2 separate regions of the Homo sapiens genome follow, and region 1 is linked to region 2. Evidence: chromatin loops called from intact Hi-C (ENCODE). Cell type or tissue: Calu3. All regions are shown on one strand. Links, peaks and the distances in the headings refer to the core of each region. The heading gives the core; the rest is flanking DNA. Region 1 overlaps CA10 (carbonic anhydrase 10). Region 2 has its middle 84 kb from the start of LINC01982.

Region 1 (16,929 bases), core at 7,268-11,267, 160 kb before region 2:
GCTCTGTTGCAGCTACTCAACTTTGCCCCTACGGTGTAAATGTAGCCATCGAAAATAGATACTAGACAGTACATAAATGAATGAGTGTGGTTGTTTTCAATCAAACACAATTCATGAACCAAAATTTGTTTTCATATAATTTTCATGTGTCATGAAATATATTATTTCCTCTTTTGATTTTTTTCCCCAACTATCTGAAAATGTAACAACCATTCTTAGCCCCTGGGCCTTACAAAGACAAGGCAGTAGGCTGGATTTGGTCAGTGGGCCACTGTTTGTCAGCCCCTGCTCTAGAGTTCCAAAGAGGCTTTGTTACGCAGCGTTATGAAATCTGCTTTAGGGACTTAGTGCAAATACCATGTCTAAGAGGACTGGGAGTCCAGCTCCTGTGAGCCCTGTAGGGTCTTTGCCAGAACCCACTCTCTCTGTGGCCAGCCTAAGCCGCTGCTTCTTGACTTCAATTTTGCCATCTGTGCAGAGAGGACAACAATCATCTCTCAGAGCCTGGTAAAGCTCATTCAGCTTGTTATTTGAGAGAAAATGCTCTACCAAGTGCAGAAGCTGATCATGGCCTGGGTTATGAGTCTGGCCTGTCTCAATCATCAGGGGGAAAGTTTGATTTCTCAGGTTGTCATTCCTAAAATTGCTTGTTCTCCAGGTGATGTTCTTATTTCTGAATATGGTCTGACCTTCATTCCCCAAAGAGAAGGGTTATGTTTTCAAAGAGCTGGCAGAAGAAGAGTACTCAGAAAGCTTGCTCCTTCCCTGCCGAACTGCCATCCCAGCACAAACCATGCCTTAGGGGAGGGTGACTTTCCCCCATAATGTTTACCTGGATGGGACCAGAGCTACTCTAAGCTCCTCTGAGAGCAAAGGGAGCTTTATAAATGCAAACCAGCACAAACTGAGGTTTCTTGTTTTTGGTTTCTGACAGTAGAAGGTGCTTGAAGCATTACTTTGGGGTAGTAAAATGGCCAAGGTATCCACAAAAGTCAAGACAGTTCTGAGGTTCTTGAAGCTTCCGAGCTTTTAAAAATTGACTATTACATGTAAAATTCAATCAATCCCTTACTGAAGAAAAAATCATTATTCAGGTACCCAGTTTATCCTCCTACCTGTTGGAAGCATTTGATTCAACTGTTTCTCAGAAATGTTTTTTTGTAAAGAGGCAGAGAATACATGTTTTAGGCTTTGCAGGCAGTATGGTCTCTGTTGCAACTACTCAATGCTGCTGCTGTGATGTAAAAGAAGCCCTAGACAATACATCAATGAATGAGCATGACTGTGTCCCAGTACAACTTTGTTTTCTAAGTTGTAAACAAACAGGTTGTGGGCTGGATTTAGTCCACAGGCTGTTGTTTGCTGAGCTCTGGTCTGAGTTGTGTTATATCTAGAAGGGACTTGGTGGTTTAGGGAAGAGAAAAAAACCTAAATCAGCAGAGACTACTGGTGAGAATGTGGAAAAACCTATCATTACGGATTGGAGAGTAAAACCCAACCAATGAGCATGTTGCATTAGGAGTAGGATGGGGATACCCTAGATGAATCCTGGCCATGGTGAATTTTCCTGATGAAAGTAGAAAGGCAGCCAGTGGATGGGCAGCACCGGGGACAAGAAGAGCCGATGGGGCATTATGGGGAGATACTGCTGCTGGCTGGACTGCTCATAACAGTGTTCACAAAGAAGCCTCTGGTTGAACATGTGAGAACCTATGAGTAAGCCATGTAGGATTCAGGTGGGTCAAAATAAGGTAAAAACCACAGCATGAGCAAAAGCACAGGTAAGTGTCTGCAAGGTGCCTTCACAGAATCCTGAGTTGGAAATTGGAGCAAAGTTGGAAAGGTCAGTCTATGGCACATCATGGAAGACTTTAAAACATCACTTTCAACAGTGTGAACTCTTCATTTTTAAGAGTCAGTGACAGGTACTGAAGGTTTCTGAGCTTGTAGTACCATATCCCCTACAAAGCAGCTAACTCAAATAGTCTTCCTCCTTTACAAAGAGACTATGGTTGGCTGCATCTCACATGTTATGAATTTGATGCTAATACCAGATCACATTTATTAAGCCATTATTATGTGCCTGATAATACTGTACTAAATGCTTTACTTTCATATGTCATTTAATAATGCTTATAAAAAATCACTGATGGGGTTATTTTTTTTGAAAATACTTGGAAAATGGTTTAATGATGTTTTACAACAGAAATGAACTGTACAGTTATGGTAAGTTTAATATATATATAAAATTACAGCAGACAAATGCATCTACACAAAATCTACCATTTCATTCTGATTCACTGTCACCTACACAATCTTTCCCAAGCCTACAACCCCTGCAGGCAGCCCTAGGAGGGGGAATCATCTAAAGGGCACATTGAGAGAGACAGCACCGCTCATATTCCTCACAACCTCCTCAGGCCTCAGGAGCTGATGGGGTTATTTTTATCTCCATTTTACAGATTAGAAAACTGAGATCCATAAGAAGTTAACTTACCCAAAGCCAACCAGCTTGTAAGAGGCAGAGTGTGGGTTTAAATGCAGCTCTTAATCATTCTCAACTCAAGCTATATGGCATCTCAGTGGATTTAAACATATTTCTGCATTTTAATAGTTAAATAAAATACTTTTAACATCATTTCTAAATTGTTTCTCCAGTGTTCCCTCTCCTCAAAGATCTCCAATACTATAATTACATTTGTCATCCTTTTATCTTCCTATGAATTATTTTTTAAGATCACCAGATTAATAATAAAATATTTGTAAATTTAAATTTTGTTCAAATTTAATACAATCCCAGTGCACTGCTTTAGTATTAAATCTTGATTTCCATCAATGACATATCTATCCATCTATGTATATAATTATTTTCACATTATTTGGGCTATATTTTAGGAGGATGTTGCTTTAATGAACACAAACCATATATTTATCTGACATGAATTTTTGGCCACACACAATAATGTGATATAATTTTAAATAAGTAAAAAATGCTTATATAAGTAAAAGCTTAGAAAGAAACAAACCAGAATATTAATAATAGTTGTATTATGGTTATGTGATTATAAGTGATCTGTTTTTTCTCTTTTTTCCCAATTATTTTAAATTGGATTATGTTAGTGTTAAATTTTTAAAATATAATCATGTGAAAAATGTTCTTTTTAAAAAAAGAGAGGTTATAAAATAATCCAGTGGGAACTAATCAGCAACTAATGAAATAATGCCCAAATGCAAAAAGTGATGATGTTCCATGAAGGTTCCATGTACTTAAAGCTACTGGATCTCATTAAATCACTGGGACCTAAAATCAGGCTGGCTGGGGTGGGTCTACACTCAGCTTCTCTAAGTACAATCAATTTAAGAGAAACAGGAGTAGGGGTTTAGTGGATTAGTCACAGCAGGCCATTAATCTCTGCATTCTCAGTTGTAATCCAGCCTCTACCAACGAGCTTGGAGGAAAAAAATCCCACAAAAAAACCAAACACTGGGAAAAGCTCTAAAGCAGGCTCCCTAGAGACAGACATACTCAGGTCACAGTTTGCTTGTCTTTACTTAACATCAATACAGTATTTATCATCTGTCCTATTTCTTGTTGGTTTCCCTTTTATGCCTTTTGCTGAAATGCTCAGATCAGATATATTTGAAAAGGAACCATACTGCAATCTCAGGAATAGCTCAGCATTTAATTATCATTTAAAGAAATCCTTCTCTCAAGTGAATATGAAACAAATCAAAGCTATGTTTTCATGTTGAGAATAGGTTGAAAAAAACATGGGTAAGGTTACCACAAACACAAATTAGTGCTTGGGGAAGCAGGTAAGTCTGAACAATGAAAAGGGAATAGAGTAGCCAAATTTCAGTAAAAATGAGTGACAGTTTCAAAAATTGCAGGGTAAATAGTGTATCTTTTATCATAAATGGATTAGGCCATAATAATACCTCACTTCTTTATTGCTCTGGCAAATGATCTAGAATTTACTAATGTATTAAGTGGGAAAAAATAATAAGCAAATTCCTGAGCCAGGGTTCTATTTATGCCACTACTGTCAAGGCCGAATATTTATTGGATTATATGAGACCATATGCCTACATTAGAGGTTTTGATAAATTTAAAGTGCAGTTGTAAACTAAAAATATGGGGCATTAATTTCTTAATTTTTAAAAAATTATTAAAGGAACATATGGGCAAGACCCAGTAAACTGTCTCTGAAGATGATGCTATGAAAAGACATGATTATCTCCCTTCTTATTACCTTTAAAATATTCCCCAAACATTCTAGTTTCCCCTAGTGAATCAGATTCAACCAACCTTAACTGATTATGTGCTATGTGCAGACATTGTGCTGAACACTTTCACATGCATTGGCTCATTTAATCCCCATGTTTTACATGATATTGCCAAATTCCTTCCTAATTTTGCTCAACGTGTCTTTTATTCTTTTAGCTTCAGCCATATCGAAAGCAAAAGCCACCATTTATCAAGTGCATTCTATATGCCAAACACCAGGCTCCATTTTTTTTATTTCAAGCCCGCTTAACTCCAAAAATAGGTGTTATTGCCTCCAATTTACAAATGAGGATACTGACACTTAGTTAGAGATATTAAATAACTTCCTAAAGTCACACAATAAGAAACATCAGAGTTGAGGTTAAATAGTAAGATAAGGTATAACGTATAATGTTTTCGATGAATGCTCTTCAATACATCTGTAGCAGTCAATGACGACCCCTAGACTCTTTCCCAGCGTTGCACTAGAGGGTGACAAGGTAATCATTCCACAAATGTTATTTGGGTTATTTTTCTCATAATGCCTTATCATATGATTGCCCATATAGAAAGTCATTTTCCACTTTTTGTTCACTCACAGTCGTGAAAGATCTTCCTATATTTTCATCTTGTTGCCTCAACATTTCAAAAACTGGGGAAGTTTAGCATGAACAGCAAATTTGGACAACTTTCTGTAAAAGTCTCTTAATATACTAAAGTTCCTAAGTTGGAAAGGGATCTAGAAACTACTTAGTCCAATATGCTTAAACTGTTTAAAAGGAGAAAACTGGCCCCAGAATAGTAAAATTAATTCCTCCATGCCACAGAAGTAGTAGTGGCAAAACTAACACTAAACACAACATGTCCTAACTTCCATCCTAGTAATCTCTTGAGCAAATCACCTAATTCTATCTTCCCTATAATGTATAAAAATGTGCTCCAAGAACAATACTTAAGAAGGCTTAAAATTCTAGACCTAGAAAAGGTATTTGTTTATCTTAACCACAGTTTCCTGTCTCTGATCTAACTTGTTATGCAAAATAACATCTTGAATCCCATAGCTATTTAGGTTTGTTTAATAGATTTTGAGGTAAACCATTGCTGAAAGGATGTTTGAAAGATTAGTCACTATTCTACATACTTGCTTACTCTCTCAAGGAATTCAAGCACATTACTAGAGCCTCATAAACAGGTTATACATTACTTTCAGATATAATACAGTAAAATGGTAAGGAACTTCATACTGTTTGACCCAATAATCACAATATTGAGATTATTTTTAAAAAAAATTCGATAAATATCTACTTGGATAAAAACAAATGCCAAAAAATGTCATAAACTAGAAACAACATATATGCTTAAAAACAAGGGAAAGTTAAATATAAATAATGCTATTTTACATGAATAAACTACTATGGAAATATAAGAAAAAAATAATGCATATTGAAGTAGCAGATACTAGCTAATTGTTCGCAAACCATTTTCCCTTTGCTCCTGGCTACAAGGCTAGCCTACAACTCTCTAACTGCTTTAAAATAAGATGTTAACAGGTGCAACACACCAACATGGCACATGTATACATATGTAACAAACCTGCATGTTGTGCACATGTACCCTAGAACTTAAAGTATGATAATAAAAAAAAAATAAGATGTGGCTGGCTGGGCACTTTGGTTCACGCCTGTAATCCCACCACTTTGGGAGGCCAAGGCAGGAGGATCACTTGAGGTTGGGAGTTTTAGACCAGCCTGACCAATGTGGTGAAACACCATGGTAAAAAAATAAAAATAGGCCGGGCGCGGTGGCTCACGCCTGTAATCCCAGCACTTTGGGAGGCTGAGGCGGGCGGATCATGAGGTCAGGAGATAGAGACCATCCTGGCTAACACAGTGAAACCCCGCCTCTACTAAAAATACAAAAAATCAGCCGGCCGTGGTGGCGGGCGCCTGTAGTCCCAGCTACTCGGGAGGCTGAGGCAGGAGAATGGCGTGAACCCAGGAGGCGGAGCTTGCAGTGAGCCGAGATCCCACCGACAGAGCGAGACTCCGTCTCAAAATAAATAAATAAATAAATAAATAAATATAAAAAAATAAAAATAAAAATAAGATGTGGCAATGTGACTGACCAGAAAGGATGCCCACAGCTTTTCTTCTTGGCCCACAAAAACCCCTCCCATGGTCTTCCTCTACACTTTTTTTCCCCATCTGGTGATGTTGATGCCCAGGAAAACTTTGGAAACCATAGGAGGTAGCACAGCCCCCATCAACCTTGTGACTCCCAAGTCACCACTAAATACAGAATTTTTTTTCTTTTATCTCTTTCCTCTCACCAAGCACCTACATGCCCACACACATACATTGACATCTATTGGACAATTAATGCAAAGAAGTAAGCCTCCATTGTGTTATGTCACTGAGATTGTGGGGTGTATGTGTCAGGGTCCAGGATATGCTGAACTGACACAACTAGGAAGCAACATGGAGAAATATTTAAGATATAAAGTTTCTTTTTACAGTACAAATTGGAAAAGTTACAGTTTCAAAATTTAGTAAACAAAAATTTGGTCTATGGGGAATAATTTTTTTCCTAATTTTTTTCATAATATTTTATCATATTTGGCATAAAATACACTCTGATTCCAGGCTTCACTCATGTCTGTGACACTAAAACACTTTGCATATACAGTCCCTGTCTTGCAAGGAGCACTGATCAAGAAAGAACATCTGAGTTGGATACGTAATTGGCCTAAACAACCAAGGCATAAACACAACTCTCATTCATGAAGTTGTTCAACTTGTCTTTGGATGTGGCACATTATATGCCTTTACCTGGCTTAGTCAAGCTCTAATTTAAGCAGTTCTAAAAGCAGATTTAAAAAAAAAAAAAAAGCCTGCACTAACTTATACACTTAAAATTGCATGTGGCTCTCATTCAACCAATAAAACTCAGTGCTAAAACAAACTAAAAGGCCACAAGGAACTTCACCACAGTAGAAAAACAGGAATGAAACTTGTTACAGAAATAAAACATAATGACTTCACTACTTTATATTCCACTCTACAGGGGTTTGAGTCACTGTAACTTAAGAGCCAGTATCATTATGGTGCATTACAAGACTTAGACATCAAGTGACATATTTCTATCACACCCAGGTCATACAATAGAAACTTGATACTCACCGATGTCTCACTTTAAAATCCCCAAACATCCACTGAGAAATTAACAATAGGGCCCCTTTTTTTTCTATAACCCCTTTTTATTTTTTTCTGTAATTAAGATTACAAGCAAACAACAACAAATTATCCAATTGACCATCTCCTCACAGTTGTAAAGATTAACCAGGTGATTACAGGGTGAATTCACAGCCAAGGACAGCAAATCCACTCTGTTCTTTCAATTCCTAGGCTGCCAGCTCTTCTCTGGTAAGAACTAGTCAGCTACACCACAATTCTGTTACAAAAGGCCAGAGGGGAAGTAATGTTTTCTGACACAAGACTGAAAACACCATAGAGACCACAGTAATTTCCTGTATTGCTCTGCATCAAGACTAAAAAGTGGGGTAGGCTATTCTCCCTAAAGCACTCTAGTTCAACACACTAACAAGGGAACAGTGAGCTTTCTAAAGTGTTGTTTTCTCCCAAGTAGGAACTTGGTAAGAAATAGCGTACATGTTCCAAACAATCTCCTCAAGTAGGAACAGAGATGACATGGAGAAAAGAATGACAATGTATCCACTGATCTTTAATTGTCCTAGTTCAAGCCTTTGGTATGGTGTCATAAATACAAAAGGGCCGAAATACATTTTAAACAACTATAAGTGCCCCAAATAAGGATGATTTGTCAAATGGAAATATGAGTCAGAGCAGGACTAGAAAACTATCAAACATATTGCTCATTGGGAAGGTTCCCATTCTCTGTGACTCTGCACACTCAAAAACCTACATGCAGTAGAAGCAAGACAACAGCTGGTAGAGGTGTCTTCTTCATCTCCCCTCCCTCATGGCCTCAGATCTTGTCCCTCAGTCTGCCCTGAATGCAGAAAAGCCACTCTCCATCGCTCCTTATTATTCATTTATGTATTAATTCAGTCATTCATTATTGAGCATTTTCTAAATGCCAGGCACTGGGTTGGGTAATGGGAAAAAAAACACTCACACATTTGTGTGTCACTACACACATTTTATAGGGCAAAGACCATTGCTGTTTTTTTTACTACATTTTATCTTATGCCTGGCCCAGTGCCCACCTCATAGGAGGCATTTGTTAGCATTTGTGCAATAAATTAACAAATACATTTAACACTGGGAAAAAAATCTTCCATATATATTACTTTATTGTTTATTTCAAGAATCCTCTGAGGTATTTATTATTATTCTAACCTTGTGTTGGAGGACAGGCCTATGCTCCCTCAATAATTGCAGCTATCAGAATTGTTTTCCTTGAGGCTAAAAGGTAGCTGTGTGTGTAGTGAGAGAGAGGGGAGCGGAAAGAGAATATGTTGACTCACATCCTTCAGTAAATCTGTTTATTCCAACTCTGGCATTGCTGCCAAATGTGTTGCAAAGCCAGCAAGACTTGGCTCTGGAAAACTCACCTGAAAGTCACAGGCCTCATTTCCTACTGCCAGCCCCTTCAGCCACCAGGCATGAAGTATTGGACAAAGTTAAAGATTAATTCTTCATTTACTGTGACAAAATTACCACTTCTCCCAGATCAGTAGGCAAAGGCATTTGTATGCTGTGTCCTTCATAACCTTTGATAATCTCTCCACTGCCATCCTGATGGCCCAGTAATGCAAATGTAATCAAACCCCACACTGGCTATCCCGTTACCAGCCCAATCTTGCTAATAAACAGCAATTGTGGCTTTGTTATAAAAGTGATCCTAGATCATTTGTCACCACCCAAACCTTCCCACCCCAACCCCTGACTGCTGGAAATCCTTTAAAGGTCTGTTTAAGGTTACATGAAATAAAAACTGCAAAAAAGTTACAGAAAACCTTCACTAATCAATGAGTAAGATGATAATAGATATACCGTAAAATCCATGGTCAACAGGGTCCTGGCTTTTTTTTCCTAGGGTGTAAATATGTGACAATAAACTAAGTAACAAGATGATATAAACTCTGTAATCTATATCTGGGTTATTCCAAAGCTTCTGGGAAGCCATCTGGAACCAGGGACAACAGTGGAAAATGATCAGTGGTCTGGGCCAAGTAGAGCATAGCTGAACAAGAGCCAAAGCTTTAATACTGACTGGTCTCTTCCTAATGAAGGATGCAAACTGCATACTTCCTTGGGCCTTTAAAAGATGCCTTTCATGCACAGAGGGAAAATGGGTGATTTTTACTGACATTATTATATGCAAGGGATTACTGTTATTGAAATTATATACCTTAAATACTCTTCCATCTCAACCTCATCCATCACACTACACTCTTTAGTTGTGACTATGTTCACTTTTTGACCGTCTCCTGAATTAATCATGTCCTATGTCTCATCTAATCTCCCTTCCTTTGCAAATGCTGTTTCATATGATCATCCATCTCTCATCACAACCCTCTTGGTTAAGTAGCCAAAATCTTCCACGACAACTCTTTAACATCCTTGGAGACTCACCCTAAGCATCCTCTATTAACGCTACTTACTCTCCTTCTCTACCCCTCCTACTTTCAGGATGAGTCAGATGTCCCTTCTCTCTTCTCCTCAAACACTTTCTATACCTTTTTATTACAATGCCTATCACATTCTGCTGTGACTACCAATATTTTAAAAATCAGTCTTTTACTAGATGAAGAATTTTTGGAGGAAAAGGTCACTGTCTTACTTATTCTGGTTGGATTCTGAGTACCTGATGTATAATGTATCCTCAATAAATGTTGAATGATTAAGTGGACAATGAAAACCATTTCATTTAGGTCTCTACACTCATTTTATAGTAACTGAACCATAGAGTGGGTAAAATGGATATATCATTTAGTTAACCATGGGTATATTCTGTTAAGTGAATGTGTACTCTATTGGAAATAAGAGTTGAACAGAATGTAGTAAGATAAAACTGCTACACAATGCTTTGTAGTACTTTGAGCATCTGTTTTATGTCAAATAGTGTATCTATTGCTTAACCCATAATTAATCTTCATGACACCAATGCATGTACAGATGATTCATTTCTCTTAGCCTTCATCTAATGCTAAAGACATTGTTATTATTATTCAAGTACAAAATTGAAGATATTTGTATTTGCTTAACCTGAAAATACCAAATCTCAAAGATCAGGATAAATGAGGGTCACGAGAGATTTATAAAAAATGAATTTTTAAAAAAGTGTATCACTTAGAATGTCCCATAATGGGCAAATTGATCTATTAGGTCAGGATTTTTTTTAATGTGTTTTGTGATCAAGAATAAATGTTGACAGAAAAAGAAGACAAGGAGTTGGGTTTCTAAGTAATTTCTTATTACAATCAAAGTAAAAATATTAAGTTGCACACAAACCTGATTACGTCATTTTCCTTAGCTCCCCATTAGCTAGCTCCTCATAAATAAAAGGTAAGGTCTAATCTTATTGTGGTTTACAATCCCCTTCACACTGGCCTAAGGTTATTTTTGTAACCCCTATATCCAGTCGTTTAGTCTAACCTATCCACTCCATATGCCCAATCCACCATACTTTGATATTTTGTTTTTTAAATATCTTCTTGTCTATGAACATACTATTCTTGCCACATGATATGTCTTCTTTCTCCCTGTTCTTTTGAAATCTCATGTGTTCTTCTAGGTCTAGGTCAAATGTTTTCTATAAACATTTTCCCTTCTCCACTTGTATCTACAAACGACAGAGTTAATTGCTCTTCCTTTATACTTCCAGTATACTTTATACACATTTCTATTTTACAACATGTACTCTCTTGTTAAATACTAAGGACCAAATATTGTTCATTTCTGTGATTCCAGTGCCTGGCATAGAGTTTGCTGTCGATACGTCTTTGTTGAACATAGAATAAATGATTAAATAATTAATTGGCATTTACAAAAACTGATCCAAAGTGTCAACAAGTATTGTTATTGATGTCAGTGATGATGATGATGATAATTTTATGGGAGCAACTTCAATTTACTGAATGATTAATACATGTCAGGCAGTATGGCAGATTCTTATGTACATTTTCTATACCTCACATTTTACAGATGAGGAGTTAAGGCACACAGAACTTAAATTACTTATCCAAGACCAAACAGAGAGTGAATCCCAAAGTTAGAATTCACACGTCTGCCTATCTGGGCTCCAAAACCCAGGCTTACTCTCATATGATGTGTATGCATTGGCCAATGGCTACTGTATTCCAGATACCACATTAGCCATTTTACAAATGGTGTTTTTTTATCCTTATAATTACCTTGTAGAAACAACAACCTTGAGAGGTAATTATCATCTCTGTTTTACAGATGAGCAAGCTGAGACCCTACCTCCAGCCCCCTCCAGTTCACCCCCTACGAAAAAATTCCAACTCAACTGTCTACAATCTCAAACAGGCTACAAACTATATAAAGTACAGTGCTAGTTGTAGACATGCAACAGAAATTTAAAATCCAAAGAAATGTTAGAATTTCAAACAAATTTTAACAAAGAATCCATTGAACCGTTGCAAAGATCCTTAATACAAAAACGAAAGTCACAAAGTGAATAACCATATTAGGACACTTCATATTCTCTCAATTCAATAGCTCCCTAAGTGGGCTCATCCCAACTTTCCAGTATCTCCCAAAGTGAATTTTTTGTTTCAGTTGGGACATTCTTTAGCGTACATCCTCTTGTTTCTATTCCTCCTTTTTGATGATGAGGTCCCCTCTGTCTCTTTCATCCAAACCTCCAAAATCAATCTAATATACTCCTTTTCTTTCATGTCTAAACTTCTCCCTTCTATACAATTTATGCCAATTATTAAACAATTAGACATTATTCCTATTCCTTTATATCACAATGCATTTTAGCATTACAACTTTGCATTTATAATAATATCTTAACAAATAAACATTACTCATATTACTTTATATCATTCTAAACTATGTGTATGTATCTCAACTTTGCTTCTATAACTATATCTTAAGTATGGATCATATATAGTAATGACACAGATGCTTTACACTTGCATAATGCAAAAAATATTTATTCAAGAATCACTCTCTGAAGTTTCCCTCAGCAATGCTTTGAAATAGGCAAAGCAAATATAATTTTTATTTTACAGATGAGGATTGAGATTCTGAGAGGTAAAGAAAACTGCCCAAATTTATAAAGGTAATGAAGGTAGAGTCACGTTGAAGGATAGGTCTTCTGATTTCCATACTCTTTCTATAATGGCTTGCTATCATACACATTTATGATACCTAGATCTCTTTTTGACCTTAGTCCCAAGTATGTAATGCTTAATTAAGGTGATAAACTGAGACATTAGTTACTGACTTAGGCTAGTAATCAAACCCCTCTCCCCAGCCAAGGGACTGGGTATTCACATCAACATTTATTTTTTCCCTTGGGATTTCATACAACTCCAAAAGACTTTCTTGACTCACTATCTGGAGAGTTTTATCTATGATGATGGTTATCTGTCAGTAACTGGGCTATATGACATCACATGGGAAACTGGATTTAAAGAAACCACATTGCTAATGAGATCATCAGATAAATAGTCATTGTAAGGGTGGGGCTTTTTATTTGATGGGACATTCTATTTCAAGCCATATTGAAAGCATATGTCGTTTGCCAGTGTTGAGGCACTTTAAAGTTGGGTCTATACTGCATTGTAATATACAACTGAAAGAAAAATTCGCTGATCCCCTGGGTAATAAGTACTACATGGTTTCCAGGTAGTTTAGTAAACTTTCCAAGCCTCAACTCCATATTGGACTCATAGGGATAAAGTGGGTTACAGTTATGACTATGCACCAAAGCTTAATGCTACCAGTCTCATTTGTATGAGAAGGAAAATTAAGAGACTTTTCAAAATTATTTAGCCAAGGCTTCCTGGAAAATAGGGTTTGTGCTCAATGTTATAGATGTGCTTGCTGATGATGGTTTTCTTTTTGCTTTTAAACAAGTTGATATGGAAAAAGGTAAAAGCTCTACTCCACCATGAACCAAGCCTATACAATGTCAGATTTGTAGGAAATAATGACATTATTGCATGCTTACTATGTGGTAGAAACTGTGCTGTGTGAAAATCATTGGACATAATATCTCATTTAGTTGATAGAACAAACATGTGACACGTGTACTGTTATCTCTTTTCTACACATAAGGAAACTGAAGTTATGCCATTTTAATGTTAAGATTAGGAAAACAGTGTAGGAAATATTCCTTGCTTGTAGAGATTGCTGATCCTAAGATGCTAGAGGCATTTGGGTAATAGCCTCATCTGTTTGATTGACAGGGTAATGTACAACTCAAATGCTACCTTAATTCTAGCTCTAAATTGTAATCATCTAAAACTTTTACTTCCAAATTCTCTAAGACTTCAATTCATTTAACCTAATTTATTCTTTCAGAGACATCAAAATAAAAAATATTAAATAAAAATATTTGAAAGGAATCTTGAACCAAAACATAAATGATATACTGAATTTTGACTCAGGTAGACCTGGATGTGAAACCTCTAGTCTGAAGCTCTGTGGGCTTTGGTTGCTATATCTATAAGATTATCCCACAAATTCTAAGAATAGATGAATTAAATATGTGCAATATATGTACAATGTGTGAAAATACCACATAATTCAAATGGTTATTGATGTTATTATTATGAATAAACTGACAAAGAAGTAAAGTTACATAAGGAGGAAGTAGGATGCATTGTAAAAATTAAATCAGGCAGCTCTCGTTTGACCAAGAAATTTCTCTCCTCGTGCTGCTAAGCATACATTCTTGCTGATCTGAGCTGCTTTGGTAGGAAGGGAATGGTGCTCTTGCAGTACACGGAAAAATCATTCTGGTTCTCTCTCTCTCCCTCTCTCTTTCTGTCTCTGATCTCTTCACAGACCCTGGATGCCTTACATTTTCAGAAAAGTGAGATCTGAGTTTAACGGAAAGCCAGAGGAACTCCCAAATCATGCCCTTTAGCCTAGCTATGTTGCATTAAGTAGCCAAAGCTGATGTGATCTCACAAATAAAAGACATACATGCTACTGACCCAGCATCTAGCTAAGCCTGGCCAAACAGTCTCATTTTCCAACAGTTTCATCAAAACCAAATTATTAGTGCAGAACCACCAAATATGCCAAGCCCAGGTGTCTGTACTTTAAGCAATATATCCAAATAGGCCCAAGGAGAAATTTGGGGGTGGGTTAGAGGAAGTGTTGGAACCTTTGGTTAACAAAACACTAAGCTACAAAGCGCCAATGTTTTCCTGAAAGCAAATGCCACCAAATGAAATTCAGTCAATATATCTTCCACATGACAAAGCTACTACCAACATTTTCCTTCTGTAAAGTGTTTAGACTACAGACTTTTACTAGCCTTTTCCAGCCTGGTGTTTCTCAATAATGAAGCCAACTCTATCAATGCTTCAAGTATCAATGTCTGGTAACTCTGTAAGGATTAGCACCCACTTAGTGGTCAGGAAAATTCATTCCAAGATGCTAAAGAGGTGCTTTGTTTTTAATATTTTTAATTTAAGATTTAGTAGATTCTATGATCACAGGGTTATGTTCCTTTCAATAGAGCTCAGTCATGAGTAAATTAAAACTGCAAATCATGGAGACAGAAATGAAAGATCCACTAAACTCTCTCAAAGCCACAAATATTCAACCTTAGTGCATTGCATTTCCTATACATCCTAAGGCTGCCAGATGGAAAAAGAATGGAGTCTGAGTCTCCCAAACTGTAGCAATTGTGAGTCATAATCATATTACTAATAATAATTCTCACATACATGGGCATTACTGAATGAGTGGCTCTGCTTACAGGAGGATGAGGCCACCCTGACCATGGAGAAGAAATGGCCTTTTAAAGTTTATGGATGTGTAAAATAAAGAGTATATGATGTTGCATCCCTGCCTAAATGTCTTCATAAAGTGCAAATTAATGCAGATCCTAACTAGGCATTTGGAACGCTAACCTAGTTTTCTGTGTTTAGCTAATAGCTAGCAATTTTGCTTACACTTTTATCCTCTCATTACATAGCAATAATGATTATTTAGTAAATACATATGAAAGGCCATGTACTCCATAGCACTCCTCCTGAGTTGGAAATCCCCCTCCTAATGCTTCCATTTGAATAATTTAGTTGCTGATACACCAAATCAAATATAGCTGTGACAGGTATCCCACTAATGCTTTTTTTGGAGGCTAAGATCAGACCCTTTCTCAGCCTGTTCCCCTCGGTGATTGCCTGGCGAAATTCAGGGTAAGGGCTGGGGACAGAGAGGATGCTGGAGGAAATCCAGAGCCTTAATCAATGTTAACCCTTTATAAATCTTAAAGGTACTCAGATGGCTTGTCTGATTTGAAAATTATTAATGACACTGGGGAGAAGTAAGGAAAGGCTATTTTATAACTAGTCAAATATTCTGGAACAAGAGAGAGAGTTTGAAATAGACATGTAGAAGAGAAAGATGTAAAATATGGCCTTGTGAGATGCCACCCACTTCATATCTGGACATATGACTGATATAAACCTTTACAAGTCACTTGAGAATTTTCACTCCTAGATGCAGAATGGAATAATAGAAGTCCCACTAGAGGAGTTGGGGTGACCCCAGGGCACATTTTCTTGTCTGCCAGGTACACAACACATCTCACTGATGTATCACAGAGACAAATTTCTTAATAGGGTAGCCAAGCCCCACACAGAATGATTTCGGATAAGAGTCCCATTCCTTCCCTATGAGGAGAAAATTGGAAGCCAGACTGGGATTTGGAACAGAGTCCAGGGTGAGGGCAGAACTAGGGTTGTTTTCTCCTATCCAGAATCAGGTCTGGCTTAAAGGGAGGGGATTGACAGGGCTGAAGGAAGAGGCAGGAAACATGTCTCTCCACCCCAGTGCTGCTTAAATGTGGCTGCTCAAAGGGGCAATATCCTGCTCTCCTCTTCTGATGACTTCATGGGAAGTTGGCCGAGTCCCCACTTCTGCAGAAGAATGCAGGCAGAAGGGAGCACTACAAATGGGCTTTTCCTTGGGTGCTTAAGTGGCAGGTGTGAAGGGAAATGGGGTGGGTGCCTTCAATGGGAGGAGCCACTGAACTGGGGAATACTGCTGGTCCAGGGGCTTTCCCCTTTCCCTCCCAGCTTCCTCCCAACCCCAATTCCCTGCATCAACAAAGACAGTGCTCAAAAACCAGAACTCGTCCTAACACACTCAGGCACAGGTGTCCACAAGCCCAACCTCTTTCACCTCAACACCCTGAAATCCCGTTTGCTCTTAAAAGCACAGACAGGCCCAAGTAGACTGAGAGGTCTGAGCCAGCACATCCTTGCTACTGGGAATTAAAAAACACCGTGATGTAAAGAAAGTGGTATTTGTGACACTGTAGTGCTTTAACAAGAAAATTGGGGGGGTAGAGGAGGGTGTGTCAGCAGGTTTCAAAGCATCACAATCAGTCCTGATGTGTTTGGGTAAGGCATGGAGGACATATCTCTGATCCCTGCTGGTACTCTCCAGTCCCGCATC
Region 2 (16,929 bases), core at 6,609-10,608:
AATCTAGAGTTAGAGCCTGGGTCATCTGCTCTTGTCCCAGCTCTTTCTGTTTTGTGGCACAGTCTCCTCAAAGGGGCAGATCCTCAGCAAAATTCTTATTACTTTTGTTCCCAGTTGCTGCCAGTTTTCCTATCAGTGGGCACCACCAGGAAAAATAAGGCAGCAGGGCAGCCTCGTGTACAAGGTTTTTCTATTTTACCAACAGATTGCTCTCATGCTTTTGGGGAAAGAGTAACCTTAAAATGATGAATGCTTGTCCTATTAAAAGCTCTTCCAGCACAGGCATTATTGATAGTGTGCAAAAAGGACATCCATTTTAGTGCAAATGAAAATTGAAATGGAGAGAACATCATGTCTTTTTTTTCGAATATATGATGCTGGCTCACGTACAGTGTGATTGGTGTGAGCTGAAAACAGCTGTCCAGAGTCCTTACGACCTTTGCCTACCTCCCACTGGTGATAACAAGGACAGCTGATCAGTAAGAAAGCTAGTTTCCTAACATCTATATAATAAATGTACAGCCTTAGCAGGGCACTCAAGCACCCTCATGATCTAGTATCAACTTACCTCAGATTTGTTTTCCATTATTTTTTTTGTCTCAAAACCAATGTGCTAGTTATCTGAGGTTATTCTCATTATGATTTCCAGATCATTTTCTGTTTTTCTGAGCTCCTTCCTGCATAGACTGTTTCCTCTGCTTTACAATCCTTTCCCTTCTTTTCTGCAAGGCTAAATAATTCTTTTCCTTCATAGTTCAGCTCAGTTTCACCACTGGAGTCTTTTCCACCCCTTCTATTTGTCAAGTTGCCTGAACTATTGCATCATCAGGAGACCTCTAACGCCTTTGAATTTACTAAGGATATTCACGTTACATGGAATTATGGTCAGATATATGTTTGTCTTCTCATCTAGAGGGTGTGCTTCCTGAGAGCAGAGAGCTTGTGCATCTTTGCATCTCCAGTGTCTAGCACAATGCTTAGGAGATAGCACACAATTAAATATTTGGTTAAAGACGGGAACTATAAATGAGTGGTGAGTGAATGAGGAACACATGTGAGACCAGAAAGCTTCATGCTCTTGGTTACTTCTTATTTAGAAAGACTTTCTCAGCCATAGACTCAATTTTAGCCACAGTCAGTCCCAATTATCAGAAATTTGGAGAATCTGCCTGGGCAATCATCCCAGTTGCCAAGGTTTGTGTCATCTGTATATCACCTAGTAATGATTTTCCAGTGAGTAATATGGAGCTCACCTGAAAGAGGTTTGTCTATTAAAATCCATCTTTTTCAGTGACATGACAGAGCACTTGGAACCCTCCATGCTGGATAATTAACATTCATGCATTAATCTTTCTGCTTTGTCATTGGGTTTGAACCCTGTGCCAGTGATCATTATCTCATGATATGAGAATTTCAAAGTAAACTGGCAGTTAATTTAACAGCATTTAAAAGTAATGAAAGAGTAAAGATGTCAGAATGAAATACACATTTCTTTGAAAACCCAGACAACTATTGCAACTATTTTGAAATCCGGTTAAGCATACAAACCTTTAAAAGGGCAGGATAAAAGAACAGCTGAATTGTGATTTAGTTCAGACAGGGAACCATTAGGGAGGCAGTATGGAAAAATGAAAAAAGGATTAGGCTTAGAGCCAGGAGGCCTGGATTTAAAATCCTAGCTTCACCTGTTCTTCGCTGTGTCCTCTTAGCTAAATTCCTGTTTCTTTTGTCCATAAACTGCATATTAATTTCTACATTGCAGCATTACTAAAGGTAGAATGCAATAACATATATGTAAGCCCAAGATCTGACACGAAGTTGGTGCTCAAGAAATATGCCTTAATTTCTTCTTCAAAAAAAGAACATCGTGACAGAGCATGTGTTATATCTCCGTGCCCTTTGTGAACATAGAAAAAACAGCTGATTCGGAAATGGGGATTTAGTGGAATCAAATATGCATAAGGAGCTAAGATCACTCAGGAGCTTAGTACAGCACTTCAGACTTATTTCAAATTGAGAGAAATCAGCGGGCCTACTCAATCTTACTGCCCCACTGGAACAGCAGCTAAAACCTCTGGGTAGCTAAAACAAATAAGACATGTCTAATACCAAGCCTAGACTCTTAACTCATAACTGAAACTCATAATAGTAGAAAGAGCAGAAGCTTTTGGAGCCAACAAGAACTAAGTTCAAATCCTAGTTCAGCTGCTTCTAAATCCCATGGCACTAAGAGTCATGTAATTCCTGATGACTGACCCCTCTGAGTTGCAGTTATTTTGTAGGTAAAATGGGAGTAAAGTACCTCCTCCACAGGATGGTTCTGAATATTAAATTTGATAATCCATATAAGCACTAACATAGTACCTGAACACACAGTGGGTGCCTCACAATGTTAGCTTTCTTTCCAACTTGGATCTTAGTATTGGTTTTCCCTTACAGACTAACTATTAATCACAAACCATAAAGTGTGACAGCTGAACAGGTCCATGGGAATCATCTCCAGGATTTAAGGTTATATTACATGGATCCCTAGGATTTCTGAGTTGTACCCCATGCCACATGAGGAATTAAGGGGGTTAACTAGGGCAGAGTTCTCTAACCTCTTCTTTGTTTAAAAGAAATGGATGACTGTACCAACAGATCCAATATTGGCATGACAAATGCCTGCGAACCAGTGATCTATTCTCAACCCCTTATTTCATATTTGAGTAAACTTGAGCCAGTTAAGAGTAAGGACTTGCCAGAAATCATTCTGCCTGGGAAATAGGTAAAGGCACATTCAATACGTAACATAGAGTTGGGACATGTTGTTCCAATATCTACGATGTCAGGTAAGATAAATTAGTAGAAACTCTCACAAGAGAATATCATCTCCTACTTTTTGTGTGTGTTTTCCTAAAGGCCCCTCTCCCCTCCACCCAAAATAACCTCATAATTTTGCCCCAAACTAGCTCTGTTTACAAAGAAATTTGCATAAGAGATATATAACTATTTCTATTCTGTAAATAAATTTATAAAGGAAAGTGATTATGTGTCATGAATGATATATTAGAAAGGTGGGAATAGGCACTGGGATTTGGGATGAAGGTGGAGAGATAATAAACTAGAGAGCAAACTTCCCTACCTATAAAATGAGATACTTGAGCAGATATTTTGGTCATCTCTTCCAGTTCTACTACTTTTTATAGTTGAAAATTTTATCAATCTTCTCCCACCTTACATTTCTCATATGCCAAAAGCAGAGAAGTTTTGTTATAGAGGATGTCTCTTGGGTTTACTCAGCCCTACACTTTTCTCAAGTCACTTCTATTCAAGTACTTGACTCTGTTGCTGGGACACTGGTTCATTAGAGGACACTGTCGTCTGTCCCTGGTCCTGTCCCATGTGGCAATGGCAGCACTGAAGTGTGTCAATCAGACAAGAAAGATATTTCACCAAATTTGCTTTGGTCTGCACTTGGTCACTGAATGTCAGCTTCATTTCTTCCTTCTGCAGCCTTAGCTTTTGTTTTGAGATCCATCAAACTTTCTTTCCCAGGCTGAATTAAATGTTCTTATTCCTACCACCAGCCTCTGTAGCCTGCAACTCAGCAAAGCTTATTCTTGAGCACTTTGGAACATTACAAGCAAAGCAGTCCACACAAAGTCACCCATACCAGTTAGAAATGCTCAATACCATTACTGTTTCCATTATATATTTATTTGGATGATTATAAGATTAATGTTATGTTAATTTATTATCTAATGATTTTTAATTTGACATTTTGTTCAGTGCCATACACTTTAAACAATGTTTTTTGTATCTACTCTAGCTGGGATAGTGGTAAGGTAATCTGGCGTACAGTGGAGAAATAATTGCTTGGAAGAATTAGATGTTTTACACACAGGGGCAGGCTTGCATGGAATAGATACTGCTTTAGAGGCTGATAATGTATCTTAGATAATTTTTATTTACAGATGACATTTATTTTACTTCCTGTTTGTGGGAAGTGAGAAGAACATAGACAAAGGACCAACACTTTCCTGCTTTATGGATATTTAAAATTATTCATTAAAAACCTGCGAGAGATCAAATCTCATTTAAAAAATCCAGTCTAAAGATGTGGGCCACTGGATTTGCGACTTACCATTTCCTTTAACAAAGTACGCTTTGATTCCTTTAATGAGATCTGAAAGATTCTAAATTATCTGACTCTTTCTTCTTTCTGCATTGTGCCTGTAGTCTCTCTCCTCTCACACAGACTGGCTTCGTCTCTTCCAAATGAAGGTTTTTGCACAGGACATTTCGTGTCCCTGGAGTGTGTCTCTTCGCTCACCTGTGATATCTTATCTGGCCAACTTCTAACCTCAGTCTCAGCTTATGTGCTACTTTCTCAAAGAATCCTTATCCTCCCCAAATATGGGTCCACTATACCTCTTTTCCTCTCTCATATCACCATATAGCTTACCTTCATATCGCTTACCCTATAATTTTCATACAATTGTTTAAAATATATCTTACCTCTTTCAATATGATACAAACCATGATGTCAGGGGTCATGCATATTTTATCTATATTTCCCATGCCTAGAACATAATGAACACTCAACAAATGTCATGGTATGAGTGAATGTTTTTCATTCTATTCCTTGTTTCTTCAATTCTGGACTCAGCCTGATAAAACTACTGTACATCTTTGGGCCTGGTGGGTACCAAAGTTATTATAAGAAAGGCAACAGATGAAAATTTTAATTTTATAATAAACTGATCAAATTAATTTACATCAACATAATGCTCACTACTTACATTTCAGATGAATATTACTAATCCTCATTTAGGGATGATTTGGTAGTAAAAATAAGAAATTCACTCAATAATGCCAAATATAAACGTTATATTTTAGGAATACCGGAAAATTCCTTAGAACCAAATGCAGAATAAAGACTTTTACTTCATAGGACTGAAAAGTCCTCAGGCAATCTTACTTTCTTATTCTTTTTTGGAATTAAAAAGTATATATTTGCCCTTCCTGATCATGTCATGACTTTGTTTCATAACTGTTTCCTCAGTGAGCCTTTTTTTTTGAGACGGAGTCTCACTCTGTCACGCAGGCTGAAGTGCAGTGGTACCATGTCAGCTCACTGCAACCTCCGCCCTTCAGTGAGATTTTAATTACTTCCTCTCATAATTGTGACTTGCATAGGCAATGGCTTGTCATGAGCCTGACTCTGTCCCTAAGTCTGTGTGACCTTGCAACTCCAGGGCCTTGCATTTTTCACTCAATTGCCGTTTTCCTGGCTGACTTCAAACTCTTAAGAGGCAGATACTGCCATCGGTTGCTGTCTATTCAGAAGTTTGGCTAATTAGAATCTAGGTAAAGAAACTCTTTGTAAAGAACTGCAATGTGGCAACAGAGTCCAGAAACAAAGATTCATGCTCCAGATATTGCTTTGAATAAGAAAACAGCAGTAAAGAAAACAATCTAGACATAATCCTATCAAAGTATTTTATGGAATAATTTTGGTGTTGATTTTGGAATTATATGTTTATCTGGTTGTTCTTCTATGGGGAATAATTTATTACTCAATGACTATAGGGTGGTGTTGAGTCATAAGTATCATGATGATATTCTAAAACCGGGGGCAGAGGCAAGTCTCAGGTTTGACTTTGTTTCCTAAGGGCAGGGGCAGTGTCTATGAATCAATAGCTGCCATGAGTGTTTCTGTACACTCTGTAGGTGCTCAGTAAATTTTTGGGTGGCTGGCCACTCAGAGAAGTTTGGAAGCTCCTGTATTCAGTGTGGGTTGTTTGAGTGGTTCCCATAGTTCAGAATGTGGAGTGTGGGTCATGCTAATAGAAACTTAAGTATGAGGGTTTTAAAGAGTGAAGATGCTGATAAATGCTATGCTTGTTCTCTCTGAGGCCTGAATCAATTTAAATAGACAAAAGATTACCAAAGAAAAAGAAAATACTTTGGTTTTATTACTTCTTAAAGCAGAGTGGAGAACAAGATGGGCTTCCTAATACTCTCACCTCCTTCTCCTGCTCCTCCTCTGCACCTTGTTGAAGTCTAGGCCTATTGTGAAAATTGGATTAATGAAAGCACTAGCTCCAAACTGAAAACTTCAAGGAATAGGTAACTTCTATCTTACTCAAGTAGCTCTAGAGACAAACAAAAATAATGAAAAGCTATCCGACTTATTTTACGATGGTAGTATAATCTTGATACTAAAACCAGAGGAAAATGTGAGTAAAACAAATCTGCAATTTCATGTTCTAAAATAAATAATAATGTCTTAGTATTTAGCAAGCAGAATTTTGTTGTTCATACACCTGCAGAGGTGAATTTACTATGAAAATGTGACATTTAAGCCTCAGCATCCTTCAGTTAGAAGGACAGAGTCTCAGCATTCCTTCTAAGTCATATTACCATATTTGGATTTGGGATTTTTGGAATCCTTTCTTAAAGAAAGATCCCAAATTTTACCTTTCAGATTCTATAGAATGTGGTTTATCTCCTTACATTTGCATATGCACAAAAGTATACACACAAATATAAACATACCATGACCAATTAGTATTTACACAAGGAATGCAATAATCTATTAATATAATTTGCCACAATAATAGAAAAAAGATATAGAAATATATGATCATATTAAAAATGGAGGAAAAAACAGCTTTAGATAAATTTCATTACCCATTCTTGACAATGGAAAGAAGTTTACATAATCTGTTAAAGAGTTACTATGAATAACCTCCACTAATCATTGTGCTTCATTATGAAATGTTAGAAGTATTGGTTTGAAAGGACAAGAAAAGGATACCCACTCTTGCAGCTCCTATTCTGTGCAACCCTTAGGGTCATAGTCAACCCAGTAAGATAATAATAGTCAACCCAGTAAAACAATATAAACAAATAGTATAGGAGTGAAAATAAAACATAAAACAGACTTTATTTGAAGAGCTATAATTGTATATATGGAAATATTCAAAAGGATCTAATGACAAACAGAATTAATAAAAAGGATACAGCAAATTTACCTGACACAAAATTAACATGTCAAAATCAAAGATGTTCTGATGCACAAGGAAAAACCAATTAGAAAATTTAATAATAATAAAGTATTTATGAAATAAAATGTTATAAATTAATGCATACAGTACAATTGCAATTGAAATTACATTATGGATTGTGAAACTAAAAACATTCATGTGGATGAAATGAGAAGAGCCAAAACAAGAAAAATAATGAGACAGTGGTAGTCACTCTATGAGATATTATAAAGCTCTAGTAATTAAAACCATTTGATACTTGTACAAAAATAGATGAGTAGACTAATGGGACAGAATAGAAAGTCTAAACAGAGGACTACATAGATAGGAGATGTTGGTATATGAGACGTATAGCTGCATAAATCAATGAGAATATCAGGGACTGAGTGATTAAAGGTGCTGGATAATTGGGTAAATATGTGGGAAAACATGTTCAATGGCTTTCTCTCATAAGACAAAGTCAATTTCAGATAGAGTAAAAACACAAATATAAACAGCAAAACTTAAAACTTTTTGAAAAAATTATAGGAAAATTTTATTATGTCTTGAGCATGGAGAAAGATTTCATAAATCACACAAAGAATAAGACATAAAGGAAAAGATTTAAAAATCCAACAGAATCAGAATGTAGAACTTTTATACACCAAAAGACATGAAACAGTTAAAAGATGAGTCACTGCCAATAAATAGATATTTACATCACTTATAGGCAACACATGATTAGTGAATATGATGGTTAATATTGAATGTCAGCTTGATCGAATTGAAGGATGCACAGTATTGTTCCCAGGTGTGTCTGGGAGGGTGTTGCCAAAGGAGATTAACATTTGAGTCAGTGGACTGGGAGAGGCAGACCCACACTCAATCTGAGTGGGCACCATCTAATTAGCTGCCAGTGTGGATAGGATAAAGCAGGCAGAAGTTGGAAGGAGCAGACTTGCTGAGTCTTCCAGGCTTCATCTTTCTCCTGTGCTGGATTCTTCCTGCCCTTGAACATCAGACTCCAAGTTCTTCAGCTTTTGGACTCTTAGACTTACACCAGTGGTTTGCCAGGGCCCCTGGGGCCTTCAGTCACAGACTGAAGGCTGCACTGTTGGCTTCCCTACTTGAGGTTTTGGGACTCAGACTGGCTTCCTCCTTCCTCAGCTTGCAGATGGTCTATTGTGGGATTTCACCTTGTGATTGTGTGAGTCAATTCTCCTTAATAAACTTCCTTTTGTATATATACATATGTCCTATTAGTTCTGTCCCTCTAGAGCACCCTGACTAATACAGTGAGGTAGACATTAACCATGCCCGTCATGTTTTGCACACTTCCTGATATTTAGGGAATTCCCCATTGTGTGATTTCTGCTTCTTCAAGGAAGAAATCAGGTAAGGCATGGGCAGGGGCCTAGGTTTCAGTGATTGATGCATGCAGAAAAGACTTTGAACAGGAATAAAGCTCTTGGTTTTAGGGGACTGCAAAAGGTGTGTCCACCTTCAGGTTCCACTTCTGTTAGTGGTACATGAAGTATTTGGGCCCAGCTGTGAAGCAGTGAGGTCTTTGTTGGGACAATCCTGCAGTGTGATTTGGGAGAACCACAGGGCCTTGAGTCTGACTCTTTACCCCTTCTGGAGATTCTATTATATTAGCTGTCCAGTATCCTTTTAACATACAACATTTCTGCTTAAACTGGCTACAGTATATTCCTCTGCTTGCAAGAACAATGACTAATACAATTTTTACTCAGGCTATATAAAGAACCCTCACCAAATCAATAAGATAAAAGAACTTAAAAAATGAACAGGCAATTCAGAGGAGAAAACCTGAACTGAATTGCTAACTAGTATGTGAAAAGATGCTCAATAGCACTAGTAATCAGGAGAATGCAAATTAAACAACAATGAGGCAATGCTTCACACTCATCAGATAGGCCCACATTAAAAATATATTAAGATCAACTGAAGGGGAGGATGTGCTAAAAGATAAACTGTCGCTTACTGTTAGAGGAATGGTAAATTGGTTGCAACCATATGGGAAGATACACATTACATAAAGTGAAAGCTGTGCATACCTAGGACACAAGTATGAACTCCGGATAAATCTTTTCCCATATACTCAAGGCATGTACAAAGATGTTCACCAGAGTTTATTGTAATATGGAATATTTAACAAAACCCAGAAATTGTAATAGGAGGACATACATAAATAAATTACACTCTTCGTATTCAGTGAAATTCCATGTAAATATTAAAATGAATTGATAAAATAAACATGTACCAGGGATAAACATCAAAACAATGTTGAATGGCCAAAAAATCATATTGAGTATTGAACAGTGTCATACCATGTTTGTATTTTTTTCAATAAAAAGTAGTTCACAAAATACAGTTTAGGGATTTATACATATGTAGTGCAAATTTTAAAGTTATATGCATCAATAGTCTTCACCAATTTTGAGATGATGTTTAACTCTGCAGGAAAAAGGGTGGGGGTGAGATTAAAGGAGAAAGCTTCCAATTATTTCCATTGAGGGTTACTTTTAAAATATATTATTGAGGTATGTGTAATACAATGATTAAATGTTAGATTATGTGGTGAATATATGTGTGTCTTTTACATTACTCCCATTCTTACATATATATTTGAAATATTTCCTATTTATATTTATAATTGATAACTTTATGGATATTTAAGGAAAGGAAGACAAACAGAAGAATGAAATGGAGATGACTGATGTTCAAACAAGAACAGCAGTATGGTCCATGTCTTGGGAAGTTTTAGCCTAATACAGCATAAAAATGTGCAGCAACAATGCTTTTCAGCCTCTACTTACTAGTCTTTCCAGGGCATGGGTGTGAATCCCCCTTCTTAAACTCCAGATCAGTTACACTGACATTCAGTGTGGTATTTCACACAAGAAAAATGAGTTTTGCAAGTCTGTATTCCCCTGAACGAGCATATAGGAGATATTAATTAATGCTGGTTCACTGCTTAAATCAAGGAATTACTATCAAGGCCATTATCCTTAGCAAACTAAAGCAGGAACAAAAAACCAAATACTGCATGTTCTCACTTATAAGTGGGAGCCAAATGATGAGAACACATGGATATATATAGAGGGGAACAACACACACTGGAGCCTACCAAAAGGTGGAGGGTGGGAGGAGGGAGAATATCAGGAAAAATAACTAATGGGTACTAGGATTAATACCTGGTTTATGAAATAATCTGTACACAACAAACCCTCATGATACAAGTTTACCTATTTAACAAACCTGCACATGTGCCCCTGAACTTAAAAGTTAAAAAAGATAACCACAATAGTAGTAGCAAATATACTACATGGTAGGGTTGCAAACTTAAGAGTCAAAATATAAAGTGATTTTAAAGTGAAAATGAAAGGTAGCTAAAATTGCTCTTGAATATCCTGTTGCAAAACTTCAAGTTGTGGGAAGTTAGTTTCAAAGAGGTTTAATATAGCACTTCCCACCTGCCTTGGGATAATTTTTTTCAGTTAAAAAGTAGTATAAAAGTATAAAAAATAGTTGTCTTGCATTTATGGGTGAAGTTGTGCTAAAAATATAGTATCATAAGCACACACAGGGAGAAGAGAAGGCTATGCTGTCAGAAACATAAGGAACCTGGGCTTAAGAGAATGGCTCTGCCTCTCCCATGTCAAGGTTGCTTTTGGCTGCACGCTAGTGAATGGATTATCAGGTCAGATCATGTGCTAAGTCATTGTTTATTCCTCCTTTGTTATTATAGACCAAGCTGGTGCAATTGAATTTACATAAGTTAATTGAGAATATGATGTGATTCAACCTTAAATAGAATTGTTTCATTATTACCAAAATAATAATAATCAGTTAAAGCATGCCGGAAACCTGCTGTTTTACCAATGCAACATCATCCTAACATGCTCACATTAATGTTTTTGGCTAATTTGTTTATTTTGGATCAATTCACAAGAGGACAACTTCCAAAAGCTTCCCCACTATGCTTCATTTCTACAAATTGCTGTACCCGTGCCTGAAAAATTCACAGTTCATCTTAATTTTCCACTACGTGTGTGCTGGCCATGTGACATATCCCAAAATGTCAACACAGGAACAAGCATTTCTAAGACCATGATATTGGCTGTTGTCTATAGCCCTGATCTCTTCAAGAGTGGTTCCCAGTTGCTGGTAAATTTCCCTCAGGGAACATCTGGCAATATCTGAAGATATTTTTGATTGTCACAACTTGGGGATGAGACGACCACGTATCTAGTAGGTACAGGCCAAGGATGCTGCTAAACAATCTACAATGCACAAGATAGCTCTTTGTTGTCCTAACCTGTAAAGAATTAATCTAGCTTAAAATGTCAATAGTTCAGAAGTTGAGAACCCCTGGCTTGAATGAGAGAATTAAAATGTGGAGATAAAAAGGTCACAAAGGACCATTGAGAAACCAGACATGCACTGCCCTAGCAGAGGTTCTCCATGAGGGCTCCACCCCTGTAGCAAACTTTTGTCTGGGCATCCAGGCTTTCTTATACATCTTCTGAAATTCAGGTGGAGGTTCCCAAACCTCAATTCTTGACTTCTGTGCACCCACAGGCTCAATGCCATGTGGAAGCTGCCAAGGCTTGGGGCTCCCACCCTCGGAAGCCACAGCCCAAGCTCTACGTTGGCCCCTTTCATCCATGGCTGGAGTGGCTGGGACACAGGGCAGCAAGTCCCGAGGTTGCAAACAGCACGAGGACCCTGGGCCTGGCCCACAAAACCACTTTTTCCTCCTGGGCCTCCAGACCTGTGATGGGAGGGGCTGCCATGAAGGTCTCTGACATGGTCTGGAAACACTTTCTTCATAGTCTTGGGTATTAACATTAGGCTCCTTGCTATTTATGGAAATTTCTGAAGCTGGCTTGAATTTCTTCTCAAAAAATGGGTGTTTCTTTTCTCCTGAATCGTTATGCTGCACATTTTCTGAATTTTTCTGCTCTGTTTCCCTTTTAAAATGGAATTCCTTTAACGCTACCTAAGTCACCTTTTGAATGCTTCGCTGCTTAGAAATTTCTTCTGCTAGATACCCTACATCTTCTCTCTCAAGGTCAGAGTTCCACAAATCTCTAGGGCAGGGCAAAATGCCACCAGTTCTTTTGCTTAAACATAACAAGAGTCACCTTTGTTCCAGTTCCCAACAAGTTCCTCACCTCCATCTGAGACCACCTCACCCCAGACCTTATTTTTCATATCACTGTCAGCATTTTTGTCAAAGCCATTCAACAAAACTCTAGGAGGTTCCAAGCTTTCCCACATTTTGCTGTCTTCTTCTGAGCCCTCCAAACTGTTCCAACCTCAGACCTGTTACCCAGTTCCAAAGTCTTTTCCACATTTTTGGGTATCTTTTCACCAATGCACCACTCTACTGGTACCAATTTACTGTATTAGTCCATTTTCACGCTGCTGATAAAGATATACCTGAGACTGGGAAGAAAAGAAGGTTTAATTGGACTTACAGTTCACGTGGCTGAAGAGGCCTCAGAATCATGGCGAGAGGCAAAAGTCACTTCTTACATGGTGGCAGCAAAAGAAAATGAAGAAGCAACAATAGAAACCCCTGATAAACCTATCAGATCTCATGAGACTTATTCACTATCACGAGAATAGCACAGGAAAGACCAGTCCCCGTGATTCAATTGCCTCCCCCTAGGTCCATCCCACAAGGTGTGGGAATTCTGGGAGATACAATTCCAGTTGAGATTTGGGTGGGAACACAGCCAAAGCATATCATGGTTTGTTTGGGACCTTATAAGAAAACAAACATTTTGATGGGAAGAAATGAGCCCAAATCCAGGGGAGTACTATGTACTCTAATGATGCTAGTAATTTAGGCATATTAATAAGCCACAATTTGGAGATATCATACAATTGAATTTCAATGTAAATCCTTTTTGGTGAATGAATTAGTACTTCCAAATATGGCTAAAAGTATGGTGTTTCAAGTATATATTGCAGTGCAACAAACTAGCCCCAAACCTAGTTGCTTAAATTTGTTACTTTTCACAATGTTGTAGCATAGGAATTTGGATAGGGTTCTGTTGGGTGATTTTCCTGCTCCAAGTTGTGCCAGTTGAGGTCATTCACTCATTCAGTTTCATTAAGCTGACACCTGATATAGGCCAGAAGGTCTAATAAGTCTTCAATGTACCTGTCTGGTTTCTCAATGGTCTTTTATATGACCTTTTTCTCTCCATATTTTAATTCTCTTATCATTCAGGGTTTCTCAACTTCTGAACTATTGACATTTTAGGCTAGATTAATTCTTTACAGGATAGGACAACAGAGGGCTATCTTGTGCATTGTAGGATGTTTAGCAGCATCTTTGGCCTGTACCCACTAGATATGTGGTCGCCTCATCCCCAAGTTGTGATAATCAAAAATATCTTCAGATACTGCCAGATGTTTCCTGAGGGAAATTTACCACCAACTGGGAACCACTGGTATAACCCTAAACTTTTAAAGCATGGCACCTGGCTTTCCAGAGAGGGAAAGAGGAAGCTCCTAATCATCTCAAGACTGGGGCACAGAAATCCCAGGTTGTTACTTTTGCCACATTCTTGCAGTCAAAGCAAGTCATATGTCATCCCAGACTGAAGAGAAGGAAAAAATGACTCTACTTCCTAAGGGAGGAGAAGCAAAGAATTTGGTGCTGACCTTAATCCATCACATATAGCTTCTTTTTTGCTCTTATGTGAAGTCTTCTTTCCTGTTCTACAATCTCTTTTCTGTGTCCCATTCTATTTTTATGCTTTCCAAGACTGTTCTATGTAAACACAGAAAGTCCATATTGGTAAAGAGTCAGTCAATGCTCTAAGTCGGGCAGACCTGGGCTGAAATCCCAGCTCTGACATGACTGGTTGTGTGACTTTTTCAAATTTTAAAACAACTATGCATCCATTTCTTCATATTTTACCTGCATCTTCAGATTACTACCCCTTAGGGCTGTTGTGACTATTAAATGGAATAATGAATACAAAGCTCTGAACATAGTTCCTGGTGCTTAATAAATGTTCAATCAATGTTTATTATTTTTCATAGAGTAATTGAGATTTTGTCCTCAGTTTTTACCTCTGAATTTACACAAAGTTAATTTTAAGAATGGCCCTTATGAAGTGATTTCTAAGGCACCTAATGCTACTGCCAGTTATGTGTTAATCTGGAAAGGCTTCTCTCTTTGTATGTACAATTTGCTATCTCTGTTTTCCAAATGGAATGCATATGGTGTCCCAAACTGGTGTTATTTGTACTGCTGTGGTACAGAGTAATTTTGGTAGGAAAAATTACTTTCCAGTTTGAATCTAAACTGAAATCGAACATTTTCCATTGAGTATAAGTATGATAGTCATATTATTTACCCATAACATCAGTAAACATCTTGTTTTGACTGTAACAGTTTGAGATTTGACAATTTAACTACTTTGCTTCTATTGTTCTATTAAAAACATTGTAGGCAGAGCACGGTGGCTCACGCCTATAATCCCAACACTTTGGGAGGCCGAGGTGGGTGGATCATCTGAGGCCAAGAGTTCGAGACCAGCCTGGCCAACATAGTGAAAACCCCATCTCTACTAAAAATACAACAATTAGCCAGGTGTGGTGGCAGATGCCTGTATTCCCAGCTACTTTGGAGGCTGAGGTAGGAGGTGGAGTTTGCAGTAAGCCAAGATTGCACCACTGCACTCCAGCATATGTGACAACAGTGAAACTCCATCTCAAAACAAAAACAAAAGCATTGTATAAAAATTTTATGGGGGGGATTTATTCTTAAATAAAATTTAAATAAAATTAACATTTAAAGATTAATATAAAAATTAAATTACCTTAAATACAGAAATACTATTATTTTAATATGTATATATATGTATTTCTCAGTGTTTTTTCAATCATGTCAGGACTATTTAGAAATAAATGCATAGAGAAAGAATTGTATTAACTCCAAGATAAATATAATTTTATAAGGCATGAAAATTATGCAAACAAATTTAATGTCAATGATTTATAAGAGGCAGTCCTTAACACATGTGCAAGGGAGTCATTAACATTCACTTGAACTTGAACAATAAAATTCAAGTAAAATACCAAATAAGTATCCAGGTGAAATCAGGTTTCTGTTCTGTTGGAAACTCCCACCTGCACACTAGGCTTTCAGTCTCTCCTCAGATACGTGGAATAGGAACCTTGACTAAAACAAAGCAGAGAGAAGAGACAGAATTCAGTGTAGGGACTATGACAAGGTTGAAGAGCTGGCCAGAGGCCTGGAAATGTGATTTTCACAAGAATGATAAGAACAAAGACACGATTATAGCAAGTCCCTCAAAGACATCTTAGATGAGGCAAAATCTGGGATTAAAATGAATGGATTTGTTTAGCTGCATCAAGCATAAGATATCTTCCCACACAGATAAAATTGGAAGATGAAAAACAAAGTTGCCAACCTGTTCCTGGATAGATGAGAGAATATAATGACTAAAAGGCAACAAAGTCATTTTCATGTAGCGTGTGCTAAATAAATTTAACAGGAAGACAGCAGAAGTTAGAAGGTACCATGTGGGTCAATCTAAATTGGGAAGAATCAAGGTGAGTAAAACAGCAACAAAATGAAAAGGCAGCCAGCAGATTTGGAGGAAATATTTGCAAACCATATATCTTATAGGGGGTTAATACCCATAATGCATAAGGAACTTGTACAACTCAGTAAAAAAAAAAATAATAATCTGACTAAAAATGGGCAAAGGACCTGAATACACATTTTCCCAAAGAAGGCAGGTAAATGGCCAACAGTTATATGAAGAGGTGTTCAACATCAGTAATTATCAGGAAAATGCAAATTAAAGCTGCAATCAGATATCACCTCCCACCTGTTAGGATGGCTATTATCAAAACACAAGCGATCACAAGTATTGGTAATGGGGTGGAATAAAGGGAACCTCTGTACCCTGTTGGTGAGAATATAAATTGGTAGAGCCACTATGGAAAACAGTGTGGAGGTTTCTCAAAAAAAAAAAAAAAATAGAAGTACCATATGACCCAGAGATCTGTCTGCTGAGTATATACTCAACGGAAATAAAATCAAAATCTTGTAGAGGTATCTGTTCTCCCATGTTCATTGCTGCATATTCACAATAACTAAGATACAAAAACAACTTAAGTGATCATCAATAAATGAAAGGATAAGGAAATTGTGGGGTATGTGTGTGGGTGTGTTCATGATAGAATATTACTCAGCCTTAAAAAGGAGGTGAATTGTGTCATTTGTGACAACATGGATGAACCTAGAGGACATTATGCCAAGTGAAATGAGCCAGACATAGAAAAATACTGCATGATCTCATTTATGTATGGAGTCTATATATCCTAAAATATATAGAACAGAGAGTAGAAAGGTAGTTATAAAAGAAGATGAGGAAGTGGATATAGCCAGGTCAAGTGGTACAAACTAGCAGTTATGTAGAATGAATATGTCTAGTGATCTAAGGTATAGCATGAAGACTATAGTTAATAATATTTTATTGTAAATTGAAAATTTGCCAAGAGGGTAGATTTTAGGTGCCCTTACCCCCTCAACACACACATACACACTCATAATAGTTAACTTTGTGAGTTGATGCATGCATTCATTTTTCAAGCCATTTTTAATAACAGCATTTCACAAGCTAGTTATTGTGGATACAACAATAGAGACCCAATGTATGTTCACACTTAGCTCTCAGGATACACCCTTTACTTTATGTTGGAATAATAGCTTCTCAGTCTCTTAGACTTCTCTTGCATAATCATGCTTATTCCTAGGGCAGAAAAGAAAAGAAATTCCTCCCAAGATAATGATGGTTTATGAGAAGTAAAAAGACAAGTTAAGGCCAAGTTT

The links. A loop is a pair of places that touch in the nucleus more often than their neighbours do. Peaks named below come from ENCODE experiments on the same cell type or tissue, not always from the same donor. Only the 100,000 strongest peaks of a DNase experiment are listed, where the experiment ranks them.
Region 1: it touches region 2 in a loop (4-fold over the local background); 1 of 110 quality-filtered maps calls a loop at or near these places.

What each region holds. Positions count from the first base shown.
Region 1 is chr17:52,140,352-52,157,280 of GRCh38, forward strand. The region is part of intron 1 of CA10 (carbonic anhydrase 10); the gene reads right to left. Among named protein-coding and RNA genes, the nearest start is that of CA10, 9.9 kb to the right of the region's middle. In Calu3, for the core only: no CTCF peak of the experiment used is centred there; DNase peaks (open chromatin) are centred at 8,470 and 8,830.
Region 2 is chr17:52,298,265-52,315,193 of GRCh38, forward strand. No RefSeq gene overlaps it. Among named protein-coding and RNA genes, the nearest start is that of LINC01982, 84 kb to the right of the region's middle. In Calu3, for the core only: no CTCF peak of the experiment used is centred there; DNase peaks (open chromatin) are centred at 8,157 and 8,197.